Regions from separate parts of the Mus musculus genome. Here region 2 is linked to region 1. Evidence: chromatin loops called from intact Hi-C (ENCODE). Cell type or tissue: gastrocnemius. All regions are shown on one strand.

Region 1 (8,000 bases):
CATGAGTCCTTGCTTTGTACCAGAAGTTCTGAACATTAGATCAAAGTTAATCCCACTCTTAGACCTAGAAGGAAGTTCTTAAGTGCCAGAATTATGTTGATGTCAAGAACAGGGCACTGCTGAGACAAGATGAGGTGGTGTCAAGGTGTGACTTTCTTCAATTGTCTTGAATTAGGGATCACCAGACATCAGTCATCTCTGTTATTCCAACCTCAGCTGGACCCAAGCCATGTCTTGGCAATGCTTCGCTGGCAGGGTTGGCACCGCATTGCTCTGGCTCCCAAGGTCAGGCCCTGGGTCTGTCTCCACGAAAGGTTGGTGATAACATTACTAAGATAGTTGATAAGTGGAATGACCTGAGAATTACAGTGCAGCTGATCATTCAGGTCTGACCCAGAGTGAGGATCGTCAGGACAGACAGACCCTGACTCAATGGTATCTTTTGCCTCCTTTCTCATCTCAATGACCCCAAGGAACCACCAGGAGACAGAAACAAACAGAAAATGACTAAACCCAGTGGAAATGCCGCTTTTGAAGAGATTGTTGGACATGTGCGGCACTGATTGGTCCTTAGCTAGAGAACTTGCTTGAACTATTTAAGAAATCCTTGGTCCAGCACAGTCCTTATGCTATAGTGTCAGCAGTGGCTGCCACCCTCATAACATTATAGATGACATTAACAGCAGAACAACCAGCTAGTTCACAAAATACAAAAGACATTATTTCAGTAAAAGATCATCTAACAGCCAGAAAGGGGGAGGAGGAGAAAAAGGAGGAGAGAACACTTCTACTAGATTTCTGTGTTAAGTGGAACTACTACTGTAACTGGGTGTGACCACTGCCAACATGGAAACTGGGCTACTGCAAACATTATGTGAGATCAGACATCTGAAAGTGTGTAGCCGAGTACTACATAGAGATACATTGTAAAAGTTTGTAGACTAGTACTACATAGTTACATTATAAAAGTGCAGAGATTAGTACTACATAGTTACATTATAAAAGTGCATAGACTAGTATTACATGGTTACATTATAAAAGTGCATAGACTAGTACTACATAGTTACATTATAAAAGTGCATAGACTAGTATTACATGGTTACATTATAAAAGTGCATAGACTAGTACTACATAGTTACATTATAAAAGTGCATGGACTAGTACTAAATAGTTACATTATAAAAGTGCAGAGACTAGTACTACATAGTTACATTATAAAAGTGCAGAGACTAGTACTACATAGAGTTACATTATTTCCTCACTGGCTAGTCTATGAGTGGCTTAGCTAAGACCCTGTGTACAGACAAACTTTTGCTTCAGAGCAAGGGCTCCCCCTGCCCCCACTGTCTCTTTAAGCCATGTGAAGAGCCATCACCTCCTAGGAATGGTTATGTTTTACTCATGGTCAGGGCCTTAAAAGCCATGTGTTTGTTTTTGTCTTTCGAGACAGGATTGCTCTGCATAACATGACCTGGCTGTCCTGGACTCATCCTCTCGACTTCTCCTCATTTGCCATCCCTGTCCTACAATATATGTACCTTCCCCCTACCCTTAAGATATAGCACAAGTAGGCTTTTTTTTTTTTTTGCCTCATTTTTAAATACTTTATGTGTATGGGTGTTTTGCCAGTATGTATGTCCGTGCACAACATGCATTGCAATTCCTGAGGAGGCCAGGAAAGGGCTCCAGATACTATGGAAGTAGAGATAGTGAAGGCTGTGTGTCACCATGTAGGTGCTGGGAATCAAACCTGGTCCTCCGGAAGAGCTCTGTCTTCATGAAGAGACGCTAGTGCTCTTAACTGCTGAGCCACCCACCTCTCTAGCCCAGCAGAAGTGGAATTTAAACCACCTAGTCCCTAAGCCTGGGGTTTCTGCATTCTTACGTGGTAAGCTAGGCCACATCTGCTCACACATCTGTTTGTGGCAGACAGACAGATTCAGCCATAGGGCTGACATAGGGATGAAATTGGAACGATGAGCATTCTGTCTCCAGTCACACCTATGCATAGCTAAATTACCTGATGGCTTGATTTGCAAATCTAATCTGTGACATGTCTCACCTAAGACACTATCAGGGTCATACTCCACCTCAAAGTGTCCACAATTGTCCTTGGTCAGAAACGCTGTCATTACCAAGGAGGACCTTTTTTCTGGAGCTCATATGAATCGGCCCTTTCCTCATCAACCTTGTGATCTTGTGCAAGACTCTTAACCTTTCTGAACTCGATGTCCTAACTAATACCTAGAGCAGGACAAACCGTCCTACCTTGCAAGGTTTTCCTGAGGGATCTGAAACGGCGCACAGATGTTTGTGAAACGTGTTTTCACAGCCTGAGAAGACTGAGCAAGGACCCAGCCATGACCTCACTAGATGCCTCTCTGAGAGGCAAGAGCGGGAAGAAGGCTTTCTGTGTGTTTACAGGAACTGTCATGACTCACATGCAAGGGTGTACAGTCAGTCCATGCAGCCCATGGTCCACATGTGCTCCGGGATGATGCTGAACTGACTTCATCTGGCAATTAGTTTCTTGAGCGTACAGTGAACTTTGTGGATAATGATGTGCTGTGATGTAGAGTTCAGTCAGTTGGACTGCTGCTGCTTTGTATTGTAAAGCTAAATATTGGGCAGCCCCCAAGGCCTGATTGCCCCCAGAGATGAGAGAGTGTGCACATAGTCCCACCTGGTGCTATGTGACCTTGCCCCCCAAGTAATTCCTGATTGGTGAATAAAGATGCCTACAGCCTATGGCTGGGCAGAACTGAGATAGGCAGGGCTTAGGGGGTCCCAGGCTTGAGGTTGGAGGAGAACCATGAGGGAGATAGGAAGGTGGAGAGAAGATGCTATGGGGTAAGGATCTTAAAATCATGGCCGTGGGGGCTATGCAATCGGAGTTAAGAGAAACCCAGATGGAACAAAGTAAGAACCAGGGGTTATCGATAGGAAAGTAGATTCTAATAGCATTGAGGGTAGATATCTGCCCAGCTTTAGTGCTGATAAAGGCTTATTATAAATTAAAGTTCATGTGTGTCTTCTACCTGGGAATTGAATAATCAAAGGCCCCTGATTGAGATTAATTTTTTTTTTCAATAACATCAGAGGGTTGAACAGGAGTCCTCAGGAACCCAGGCCTGGAACAGGTGATACAATGGCTTGTTCGTGGTTTTGTGAGTCCCTGGGGCCTCTGTGCCTGTCCTGTGCGCTGCTTGCCGGTATTATGAAAGCCATGCACTACTTGGCACCAAGTTGACAAGATCCTCCCTGATCTGTTGTGGGCATCTGAAGCCCATTATGCCATCTGCTCAGGACAGGAGATGTAGAGCCTGTTGTAGTCATTAGGCCGGAAATAGAGTTTTAAAGCTGGGAATCGGTTGCATGACTGTTCCAGGCAGGGTGGTGCACTCTTGTGGTCGTAGCCCTCTCGAGGCTGAGGCAAATTCAAAGCCCATGTGAACTATATAATGAGACCTTACTTCCCTCCGTACTTAAAAAACACCACCACCACCACCCTACCACCATCACCAACAGGAAAAAAAAAAAACTGGGTGGGGGAGAGAATGAGGGGGGAGAGGAAGGAACGGGAAAGGGGGGGGGAGCAGAGGGAAGAGGAGGTGAGAGGAGAAGCGCTTGATTCACTGTAAATCTATTGCAGAGAAGGGAAAGCACGTGAGCAGGTCAGTTACATTCACCGACACTAGAGGGCGACTGTTGACAAGATTATTGCACAGGTATGAAGGAAAAGGCTGTGGGTTTTGTTGTTTGTGTTTTGTTTTGTTGTGTGGTTTTTTGTTTGTTTGTTTGTTTTTTGGTTTTGGTTGTTGTTGTTGTTATTGTCGTTGTTTTGTGGTACGTTTTCCTCTCCACCCTGCAGCCTCTTCTCATCCCAGCACAGCACACGGAGCAAGCGAAGGAGCATAGGGAAGAAGGTTCTTCCCTCCCCAGCATGCATGTGACCGCCCAGGTTCACACGAGGCAGTCCTACCTCGAGGCTGTGAGCAGCCAGCGAGATCACATCCGAGGAAGCTCTCTCAGAGCGCCCAGAACACATGGCTCATTTAGTTCTGATCTACTGGAGCGCCTCTCCAGACAACTGATGTCTCAATATCAACAGAGAAAAGGATACACGCCAAGTGTTTTGTATTCTTGGGGGACTTTGAAAGAGCTGAGGAAGAGCAGCCACTAACTTTCATTTCTCCCCCGTTTCTTGATCTTGTCTTGGGGAAGTGTGGACCGTACTGGGGAAGGCCCCTGCCTGGTGTCTGAAGGCTTCCCCCAGGCTTAGCCTAGAGGGCAGCAGCTGGGAGCTGGCCAGGAAGGGCGAGCTCTCCTAGTCTTCAGTCTTAGGTTTAAGATCACCTGGTGATCTTCTGAGCTTTTTGACTGCATCTTGGGCTCGTTTCTGTCGTTTTTTATTTGTTATTCTTTTTCACAACGAATTTACTTTTTCGTATGACTTTCACTGAAATGAATTGGGTGCAGTTTGGCCACTAGGGGACAGCACGCGGTCACCAGATGCTTGTGGGTAGTTGGGTGTGTGTGGGGGAGGTGGCTGGTAAACTATGGGGAAAGACAGGAGACTCCACCTCTGACTCACAAAGAGCTTTGGCTTCACACAACGTTTCCTCACTCTGTTGGGTTTGCTTCTCACATCAGGCCCAGGAAACTGGAGGGTGGGGCAGGAGTTCTTACCCCACCCCGGGGGCCAGGGGAGGGAGGCTTACCCTGGGAGGGTCAGTGTCATATGAGGTCACAGAGTGGCAGAGGCGGAGCCCACCGGGATCCTGGCTCCTCCTGGGAAACTCATCTCTCAGAGCCTTGGATAAACCAGGTACTGTAAAATAGATGAGGGCAGAAACCAGGAGGACAGCGGTAGTTTTTGCAATGGTCGCCTAGTTCAGTCCTTCCATGCCCCCCCCCCTCCCCGCAAGCTGTAGCTTCAAGGGCCCCACAGCTTAGCTCTGTCTTTTACACTTCACCAGAGGAGATTGTATTCTAGACTCAGACCCCTCACCCTGCCTCCCTGGGGCCAAGCTTTCTTTGACCCTGAGCAGGTGGGAGATTCACTCAGTTCCCTCCCCCAGGAGCTGAGCACAAAGGGCAATTCTCTTTGCTAAGGGAACAGGGAGGAATACACGGTGCACAGACTGAATAATCAGGAAAGGCTATTATTGAAGAAGAAAAGGCCAGAAGACAAAACACAGGCACTAAATGATCTGATCTTGGGGAAGCAGTTTTCTGGCCCCCTGGGAGGAATATCCAGGGTGCTGCCCCAATGAGTGTAGCCAGCACCTCAGGAACAATAGGTCGGCACTGTGTGTGTGTGTGTGTGTGCCTCCTGCCCCCACTTTCCCTCTCCTGAGTGTCATTCTCCCCCTACCCTTCTCTCAGGGGCACACACACCCAGGAGAGAGGAAAACCAGGAAGAAGGGCAAAGTCCTTGCTGGACTCTGCACACTATGAGGAGCTTTCTTACTGTACAGATAACTGGCGCTCAATTTCATTCTGAGAAAGTGAAGGGGATGTTAAATCTACAAGGAAAAAATAAGAGCAGTATTGTTTGTTTCCTTAGGGGGAAGCATAAAATGTCAACTAATTCTGAAGTAGATACAGCAAGACGCAACCTTGTCTAGTTTGTTTTAATTTTTTTAATTAAAAAAAAATGTGTGCATGTGGTTTGTGTGCATGTATGACGGTGTACCACATATATGTAGTGCCCTGGAGGCCAAAAGATGCCGGGACCCCTGAAACTGGAGTTACAGATGGCTGTGAGCCACCCATGTGGGTGCTGGGAATCAAACCTGGGTCTTCTGCAAGAGCAACAAGCGCTCTTAACCAATGAACTATCTCTCCAGACCCATTTCTTTCTTTTTTTTTTTAAGAAGGAGCCAAAAAAGTTCTGGGAGGAAGGAGTTGGTGGCAAAAATAGAGCCAGGCCTGAGGCAGGTGGAGAGCCTTCAGCTAGAGGCCTAGAAAATTGAGGTCGATGGCATCTTAAACACTGTCAATCATCCTCATGGGTCAGAGGTGACTGTCACCAATGGACACTACCTCTGCTCAGGGTCAAGCAGGATGACCTAGGGCTGATCTAACCAGGCAGGTCCCGCTGGGGAGGAACTGTCCCAGGGATACTGGGCTGGAGACACAGTTCAGTTCCCTGCCACCTCCACACTGCCACCGCTGCCCGCAGGGGACTGTTGAGTGTAGTTCAAGACTGGGAGATGAGGAACGAAGGAACTGGATCATGAAAAAGGAAGGAACTCTTGGCAGACGGCCTGGGCATTCCTCAGGCTGTGGGCTCAGCACCTTCCTGGGAGGGCAGGCAGTCAGGCACTAGCCCAGCCTCCTGCAGCTGAGTCAGCTTCTAAGTGAGGCCTCAGAGGGCGGCAGCATCCAGAATTCAAGGGGGACTTGGAGATGATCTTGGACTCCTCGCACTGGCACTGGAAAGAACCTGGGAGGGGTTTGTCAAATCCCAGGGAGAGCCACCATGCTGAACAACGCTGGAGGGCAGAAACAGGAAGCGCCGTGTTCCTGCTTAATAACCTAGAGCTCTCGCTGGTAAGCCAAGAACGCTACCCAGAAAAACGGAGATGGAAGGAGCTGGAAGGGCTCTGTGGGAACTGGAGCACCTTTCCAGGGCCTGTGAGGTCGAAGGCAGAAAGGAAACGTTAGCTCTGAACATGAGCAGAACTGCTGTAGCCTCCCAACATTGTGATTTATCACAGTAGCTGGGAAAAAAAACCCAACTGCCAGTGAGGTCATATATTGGAGAAGGTTGGCAGAATGTCGGAGACACCATGTCTGAGGTTCCTTTTGTTCCTAGCATTCTGTGACAGCTCCCTAAGCCTCACTGCTCCAAGAGGATCAGAGAGAATCACCATGCAGGGCCTGGGAAGGTCTGGCCACGACCCCAGGCAGCTGTGACTCAGTCGCCATTTTATGCCATGCTGTCTGGGAGTCACTGAAGGACTTCTTTCTGCTGGGCCCTCTCTATGGGCTCTGACTAAGCAGAAAAGGATAGACAGCTCATCACCTGGCTCGGAGAGTCAGTCTGCCTGAGCTTCCCACCTGAGTGGTCAGCCTCCTCCTCTGCCTTTTGGAAAGCAGCAGCCCGCCTGCCTTTTCCTGAGGCTCCCAAATGTGAATATCCAAGCCCCGTTCTGTGTGGGGTGGCATGGGAACTTTCATACGTTTTTTTTTCTGTTAGTTTGTTTTGATAATGGCTCGTTTGCTAGTTACTTTTTCAACTCTATGACAAAATACTCTACATAAAGCAGTTTGGGGAGAGGGTTTATTTGGCTTACAGTTTGAGGGGATAATCCATCGTGCTGAGGGGGGAAATCAATTAATGGCCGTGGTGCCACATGCACCTTCACTTGAGAAGCAGAGGCAGGGGAACTCTGTGAGTTCAAGGTCAGCTTGGTCTACATAGTGGGTTCCAGCCCACCCAGCACGATACAGAGAGACCCTGTCTCAAAATGAACTAGAGGCTCACTTCTCAGCTGGGAAGGGTGAGGCGACTGGTCTGGTCACATTCTATTCATTGTAAGAAAGCAGAGTTAGAAGGGGGCTGGAACACACAGTTTCTCCTCTTCACTCATTCCAGGAATGGATTCCCATGAGATGGTGCCACCCCCATGCAGGGAACATCTTTCCATCTTAATCCCATCAAGGTGCCAAACCAAGATTAGCCACTGCACAATCCTCTCACAGCGTGCTCCATCAGAGCCCAACGTCCTGTTAGGGTCACTTTCCTCCAGCAGCTAGTCTCTCTGGATGGAATCTCTTTCTTGAAAAGAGCTCTCCGTGGTCTATAGTAAGTCACCTCAGCCTTACCCAGCACCGGAGGGCTCACCTTCTCCTCACTTTCAATGTCTCTGTCTGACTTCAGACGGCATGCCAACACTCTCAGAGGATCGGTAACCCCATCTCTTTCTTATGGAGAAAACTTCCCATGGTGCCCTGCTCTTCAGCACCAGGGCTCACTCCTGCCCACCTCT
Region 2 (8,000 bases), 960 kb after region 1:
GTTCTAATCAGTCTCCAGTCTCTGGAGGAGGAATGCCTTGTGTACAGGCTCAGCAGCCGCTGGCTGACTTACAGAAGGCCTGAACAAATTACTTAAAAAACAAATGACACCTTCTTGGAGCAATTGATAAATACCCACTCTACTTCATACCAAGAGAGAAAAATAACCTCTCTCTTTTATTCACAAATTGAATGGCCAGTGCAGAATAGGAGATTTATCTTAGACTGTGTTGGTAAAAAGCACTGTCCTTTCAAGGAGAACTTGAACTAGTTTGTTAACCGTTAGCACAGCCCACATGATTTAGGCTTAAATGAAAATAACAGTGGAAGCCTGGACAGACATTGGAAAACACTCTGCTCAGCTTTAAGAAGAGCGGAGTCCACATTCCTCATTTCAAGATGCTCAATCACCTAATTCCTCAGAGCCAAAACTATTTCTTCTAGGAGCACATAGACTTCCTTCCACAGGTGATCACAAGACCTTCAACAGGTGTGCTTGACTCTCTCTTTGTGAAACCCTTTGAGCGGAGAGAGATATAATTCAAAGTAAACCCAAGCAAACAAAAGAACTCAAGAAAAAGTCTCATTGCATTTGTTCTTCTCTTCCTCCTAGCATCTGCCTTGCTATTTCAATCTTTATTCTTTAACAGCAATGAGCTTTGAACTCAGTACAGTTTCTGGTTGGGTTCTATTGCAATCAACAGTACCTGTATGCCATGCCTGTCTTTGCCTTGGTGGTTTCCTTCAATGAAACTCCATGGACGCGTAGAAACTTCTCCAGGCATTTCCATTCTGTAGTTCCACTTGGTCTAACAGGCCAGCAGGCTCCCTGAGGCTGAGTCTTGGTCAGTGCTAAGTGCCGCCGGCATTTTAGGGCTGATTCACTGGATTTGGGCAGACCCAGCTTTGGACTGGGCATGTCTGCACAGGCAGGTTTATAAAGATGCATGGTTCAAAAGCCTTCAGAGACAAAAAGTTCACAGCTCTTAGCTTTAAATCTGGCTGAGGCTAACTCAGGCTATCTTGATTTGGTTGGTCCCTAAAAAGAACCAGCTTGCTTTCTTTAGGTCTCCTGTTTTATTATTTTAATCTGAGCAGACTCCCATGGCCCCCAGAAGGGTTGTTGGTTGTGTGTCTCTGCCAAGGCTTGGGCAGAAAAGAGCCTGATGGGAGCCAACAGCCTTTCTCTTCTCTTTAAAAGTCTCAGAGTCAAACGTAAGACAACTATGTATTGGCTCTAGGGGAAAAAAATGGGCTTGTTTTCCCATGTCTTTCTATTTAGGTTGAAAAAATATTATGGTAGGACACCAGCCAGATCTGTTACCATAAAGCCTTGGGAATGATTCATTAATGCATCAGTATTCCTCTGTAAAACATCAAATTCTTCATAAACTAATAAACTGCTATGGCAGGAGTCATTTAGGTAAAATGTCCATTAACTTTTTCTTTTTTTTTTAGTTGTTTCTGTCAAATGATAAAAAAAATCAATGAAGTGTAGATAAGAAACAGAAGGCTCATACAAATATGGACAAGGATTTTTTTTTAAAGGCTAGAAGGAATGATAGAGATTTCAATAGACATAGCAACTGGATATTTATAAGGATAGCAAAATAACAAAACAAAAAAAAGAAGATACATAAATCTGGGCTGGAGAGATGGCTCAGCAGTATAAGAGCTTACTGCTCTTACAGGGACCAAGGTTTGGTTCCCAGTATCACATTGAGAGGTTCACAACCACCTGAAATCCCAGCTTCAGGGAATCTGATGTCTACCTTTGGATGCTAGAGGCTCATGCACTCATGTACACATGCCCACACAGATACACACACATAATAACTTTTAAAGCAAAGATAAGTGAATATCAGGATTAAGTTTTATGTTTGTATAAGCATTAACTCAAAATGAATCATGACCCAGAAGTACATTTGAAACTATAAAAACAGGAGAAAAGAATTTTTTACATGTCTTTATTTACTGTTCCTTTATATGTGTGTGTGTGCATGCAAGCACAGGTGTAAGGACATCTTGCAAGAGTCAGCTCTTCCCATCTTGTTTGTTGTAGGTGTCAAACTCAGCTCTTGGGTTTTGGCAGCAAGCACCATCTTTCTGGTCCAACAGAAGGAAATCTTTAATTGCATGAAGAATTCTTAGATTTGTCACCCAAATCACAACTGAATGAAAGAAGATCACTCAAAGTTGATCGCCACAGTATGAAAAATAATTGATCTGAGCCTGCATGGTGATGCAGCAGCAGGGACAAGTTTGTGAGCCTAATGACCTGACTTTTGAGTCTCCAGAACCCACAAAGGGGAAGGAGAGAACCAATTCCACAAACTGCTCTCTGATCTCTGCATTCAGACTGTGGCAAATGCTAAGCCGTGTTATATCCACACCATGTCACACTACACCGTGCCATGTCACAGAACACCACACTAAACAAGAATCAATTATATGCTTTTGACTTCTTCCCTTAGCTTTGTGTACCTCCCATGGTATCCAGCACCCTTTATTCTGCTTTTCTGGGGCTAGGGACCTACACTATAAACATCTCCCTAAAAGTCAGGTATCTCAAAGGCTTCCAATTCTCAGATACTGTAAATAATAGTCCCAGGCAGGAAAGAATTCAGTCAGTCCTTCCCTTTGCTCTGAACTTCCTGGCAAACCATGCTTTTAACTCAAGTTGGATATTGCATCCTTAAATACGGGAAATAGAGTTGTTGATTTCTACTAGGAACATAGAGTTCAGCTTAAGGGCGTGTTTTTGGTTGAGTTTGGTATGCTGGATCATTTTATGTCAACTTGACACAGCTGGAGTTATTTGAGAAGAAGGAACATCAATTAAGAAAATGCCTCCATAAGATCTGGCTTCATGCAAGCCTTTATGGCATTTTCTCAACTCATGATTAACTGGGGAGGTCCCAGCTCATTGTGGGTGGTGACAACTCGTGTCTGGTGGTCCTGGGTTCCATAAAAAAGCAGGCAGAGCAAGTCATGGCACAAGTCAGTAAGTAACACCCCTTCATGGACTCTGCATCAGCTTCGAACTCCAGGTTCCTGCCCTGTTTAAGTTACTGTCCTGACCTTTCATCATGAACAGGAATACAGAAGTTTACATCAAATAAACTATTTCTGCCCCAACTTGCTTTTTTAGATATTTTGTATTTTGTAGCAGCAATAGAAACCCTAATACATTTGGTGATGACCTTTGCCGGACATGGTGTTTTTCACAAGATTCCAATGTCTGCACTTAGGCTTTATTGCAGAAATAATAGCGCTGAAGAACTCTCTCTAGCCTGGCTTGAATCTGTCACTGTTCCCAGTGTGAGCTCTGTGCAAGATCAGATGTGATGCTCTTTCAGTGTCCTGAGCAACTGACTCTTCAGTGCTGTCTCTGTTAATACTAAAGATCTTCAGGCTGCCTCTCTCGCTTAAAGGAGGCCATTTGGTTTCTTCTCCTTTTGCTTCTACTTCCAGGAACCTATTCCAGGCCCACAGCCTCATGCTGCAGACTGTTCTATCAGGCTTGCTGGTTCCACTTGAGGAAAACTGCATACATACACACACACACACGCACACACACACACACACACACACACACGCCCCCTGGGCCCCCGGCTTCTGCACATCATGATCTCTGTTCTTTCTGAAGAAATACTATACATACCAAACTCTCTATCATTAGGAGCATTTCCAGTGCCTCTAATGAAGTTCCCTCCAGCTTTGTCTTACTTTCCCCCACTCTTTACTTTCCTCTATAGCTGTCAGGCACCAAGATTCTCTTTTGTCTACGTTTCTATTGGAAAAGTTCTCTATGCCAAGGCAGGCATAGCTGACAACAGTTAGCATCAGAGGCTTTCAGTTCTGCTGACTGGTTATAGTAGCCTATAGTAAGGTATTTAGTAAGGAAAGCTTATCCTTGCAACATATAACCAAAATAAGGAATTTTATTAATTTTCAAGTGAACACTGATGGTCTCCAAAGACACTGAACTAGAGTTTAAACTTCTTCTTTTTAAAAAGGAAATTAAAAGGCACTACAAAGATAATTTTGAGATGGTTCAGTGCGAATCTGGCACTTTTCTTCCCTTTACTTTTTGTGCAGGCAATCAGAAGTGCTGAAAAAAATGGAAAGAAATAGGAATATGTTGTTTATGATATGACTCAAAAGTGCCTGCTACTCCACATCTTGCTAACCCTTTGCCCACCAGTAGTACTTGTACTACTTTGGGAAGCTCAGAGTTCCGAAGTGCCATTTGAGAGTGTTAGGAACCTCTTTCTGCATGTGCCCATTTTCACCCTGTCTAGTAGGTCAGCACTTTGAGGGGAGACTAGTATCTGACACAAGCGTGTAATGTCCATTATAGCACACATGCTTTGACACTTTCAGTATCTCATAGTTAATAATGGTTTGATCAGCTTAATTGTGAGCTCTACCTAGTCTAGCCCTTCTTGTCTTAGAAGCCAAAGCTTTGGATTCCAGGGAGAAATAAAAGATCACAAAGTCTTGAAAGACCAAGAAAGAAACCACATGGTAGAATGAAATTTCAGAGAAATTGGGATTCCCAAGTGATGTCGCCTCTCTGCTTCTATCACATAATGGAGAGTACTGTTCACATTCAACTTTGGGGCTTTGAATGTGGTTCCTCCCAGAGCGGGAACATTAGAGTCAGTGGAAGTCTCCCTCAGAGAAGACTCTGAGATAAAATGGAGAAAGAGGTAGTTTCTAGAACAGGGAGTTTGTGCCTCTTTTTTGCTTCATCCCTGTGCTAACATTGATCAAAGCAGAACTTCCAGTAAGTTGCCTGGACTCATCCTCCCTTCTACCTGCCTGTCAGTCACTCCATCTGACACTCACACCTTGAGGGTAATCTGTGACTCCAGAGTTGCCTGTAAAGCCCAGCAGAGAGGCCTCTACACATGCCTGAATATTATCAGAGAGCATCTACTAAGCCTATGGAAGATTTATTCTTAGGTTCATAAGGTGAAGTTATTCCTAGCCAGTCTGAGACGACTCTGACACCCCATTCAGAAAGTAACATTTAGTAGCCCCAAGACTAAACACCAAGCACTTGTCACCTGGTTCACAACCTGACAAATTGGGGTAACAGCAAACAATGATCCAAACAACTACACTCAACAAAGGGGAGATCAGATATCCACAGCAAGAAATGTCACCAAAGACCTAATTCCAGGTGTCTGAATAAGCTAAATCAGTTTATGTATTTAAATATCTAAATACATAAGGCTTTCTCTCTCTTCTCTCTCTCTCCCTGTGTTATTTTTTGAGAACATTTTCCTCACTGAAGTAGAAGCTCACTGATTCTGATTGGTTGGCTGGTCAGCAAATCCTAGGGCTCTTGCTCCTGTCTCCACCTCCCTGGCGCTAGGATACAGGCAGACCTCAATGCTTGGGCAACACACACTTTATTAACTAAGCTATGACCCCAGTTTACAGGCTGACTCTTGAAATGTCCTTTCGCCATATCATAATTATAAATGCTCAGCTACTGAACATAATAGTGTTCCAAGGCAATAGTGCATAAACCAGCGGAAAATCCCCAGGTCTACTATGAATGAGAAATGGGTAATTCCCTTTGCCAACTTCTGATGGAATCCTCTGTTGGGTGAGGCATTTACAAAATCAAAATAAAAGTGGCCTCCCATCAACATTTTGGAAAAGTGAGTTCTAAATGTTTGGCTTCTCTAAAATCTCAGAAGGGATCCTCCAAATAAACGTCAATCTGAGGTGACTTAAGGGCCTGTCACTCTTCCAGACAGATTCATGTTACTACAAAGAGAGGAAGGACTGAGTTAGTAACTCAGACATCCACCTGCCTCTGCTTCCCCAGTTCTGGGATTAAAGGCTCGTGACACCATCCCTGGCCTAATGGTCTTTCTTTAACATAATTTAAGCATGGCTGACTTCTTTGTTTCCTATTCCTCAATCAAGTAAAGTTAGAATATTAGATGAAAAGAGCCACTACGACCAGGCATTCTGAAATCTGTGAGAAAAGTCAACATCAACAAGAGACCACAGAGGAATGGGGGCGGGGAGAGGGCAGAATCCAAAATCCAAAGCTCAAGAACCAAATGCTTCTACTCATTCCCAAGGCACATTCTATACAGTTGAACAACCTTAAGGTACATTTCATCTTTTTAAAAAGGTAATATATTAGCTGAGCGTGGTGGCACATGCCGTTAATCCCAGCACTTGGGAGGCAGAGGCAGGCAGATTTCTGAGTTCGAGGCCAGCCTGGTCTACAAAGCGAGTTCCAGGATAGCCAGGGCTACACAGAGAGAAACCCTGTCTCGAAAAACAAAAAAACAACCAAACAAAAAAGTTAAAATAAAAATCATCTAACGACAAGGCTGCCCACTTTCTCCCTACCTTTTCAACATAGTACTTGAAGTATTAGCCAGAGCAATTCGACAACAAAAGGAGATCAAGGGGATACAAATTGGAAAAGAGGAAGTCAAAATATCACTTTTTGCAGATGATATGATAGTATATATAAGTGACCCTAAAAATTCTACCAGAGAACTCCTAAACCTGATAAACAGCTTCGGTGAAGTAGCTGGATATAAAATAAACTCAAACAAGTCAATGGCCTTTCTCTATACAAAGAATAAACAGGCTGAGAAAGAAATTAGGGAAACAACACCCTTCTCAATAGTCACAAATAATATAAAATATCTTGGTGTGACTCTAACTAAGGAAGTGAAAGATCTGTATGATAAAAACTTCAAATCTCTGAAGAAAGAAATTAAGGAAGATCTCAGAAGATGGAAAGATCTCCCATGCTCATGGATTGGCAGGATCAACATTGTAAAAATGGCTATCTTGCCAAAAGCAATCTACAGATTCAATGCAATCCCCATCAAAATTCCAACTCAATTCTTCAACGAATTGGAAGGAGCAATTTGCAAATTTGTCTGGAATAACAAAAAACCTAGGATAGCAAAAAGTCTTCTCAAGGATAAAAGAACTTCTGGCGGAATCACCATGCCAGACCTAAAGCTTTACTACAGAGCAATTGTGATAAAAACTGCATGGTACTGGTATAGAGACAGACAAGTAGACCAATGGAATAGAATTGAAGACCTAGAAATGAACCCACACACCTATGGTCACTTGATCTTCGACAAGGGAGCTAAAACCATCCAGTGGAAGAAAGACAGCATTTTCAACAATTGGTGCTGGCACAACTGGTTGTTATCGTGTAGAAGAATGCGAATCGATCCATACTTATCTCCTTGTACTAAGGTCAAATCTAAGTGGATCAAGGATCTTCACATAAAACCAGAGACACTGAAACTTATAGAGGAGAAAGTGGGGAAAAGCCTTGAAGATATGGGCACAGGGGAAAAATTCCTGAACAGAACAGCAATGGCTTGTGCTGTAAGATCGAGAATTGACAAATGGGACCTAATGAAACTCCAAAAGTTTCTGCAAGGCAAAAGACACTGTCAATAAGACAAAAAGACCACCAACAGATTGGGAAAGGATCTTTACCTATCCTAAATCAGATAGGGGACTAATATCCAACATATATAAAGAACTCAAGAAGGTGGACTTCAGAAAATCAAATAACCCCATTAAAAAATGGGGCTCAGAACTGAACAAAGAATTCTCACCTGAGGAATACCGAATGGCAGAGAAGCACTTGAAAAAATGTTCAACATCCTTAATCATCAGGGAAATGCAAATCAAAACAACCCTGAGATTCCACCTCACACCAGTCAGAATGGCTAAGATCAAAAATTCAGGTGACAGCAGATGCTGGCGAGGATATGGAGAAAGAGGAACACTCCTCCATTGTTGGTGGGAGTGCAGGCTTGTACAACCACTCTGGAAATCAGTCTGGCGGTTCCTCAGAAAATTGGACATAGTACTACCGGAGGATCCAGCAATACCTCTCCTGGGCATATATCCAGAAGATGCCCCAACAGGTAAGAAGGACACATGCTCCACTATGTTCATAGCAGCCTTATTTATAATAGC

What was found. Peaks named below come from ENCODE experiments on the same cell type or tissue, not always from the same donor. Only the 100,000 strongest peaks of a DNase experiment are listed, where the experiment ranks them.
Region 2: it touches region 1 in a loop (5-fold over the local background); 13 of 42 quality-filtered maps call a loop at or near these places.

What each region holds. Positions count from the first base shown.
Region 1 is chr3:65,926,169-65,934,168 of GRCm38, reverse strand. It overlaps Gm35039 (a long non-coding RNA gene), which reads left to right and starts at 5,891. Exons shown (of 2, transcript XR_375721.3): 1 at 5,891-6,558; 2 at 7,607-8,000. In gastrocnemius, CTCF peaks have their summits at 3,698 (motif pointing right) and 4,478 (motif pointing right); DNase peaks (open chromatin) are centred at 3,970, 4,317, 4,529, 6,260 and 3 more places; H3K4me3 peaks cover 2,319 bases; H3K27ac peaks cover 3,733 bases.
Region 2 is chr3:64,970,504-64,978,503 of GRCm38, reverse strand. It overlaps a transcript of Kcnab1 not described here. Among named protein-coding and RNA genes, the nearest start is that of Gm25222, 80 kb to the right of the region's middle. In gastrocnemius, no CTCF peak of the experiment used is centred here; no DNase peak of the experiment used is centred here; H3K4me3 peaks cover 462 bases; H3K27ac peaks cover 1,358 bases.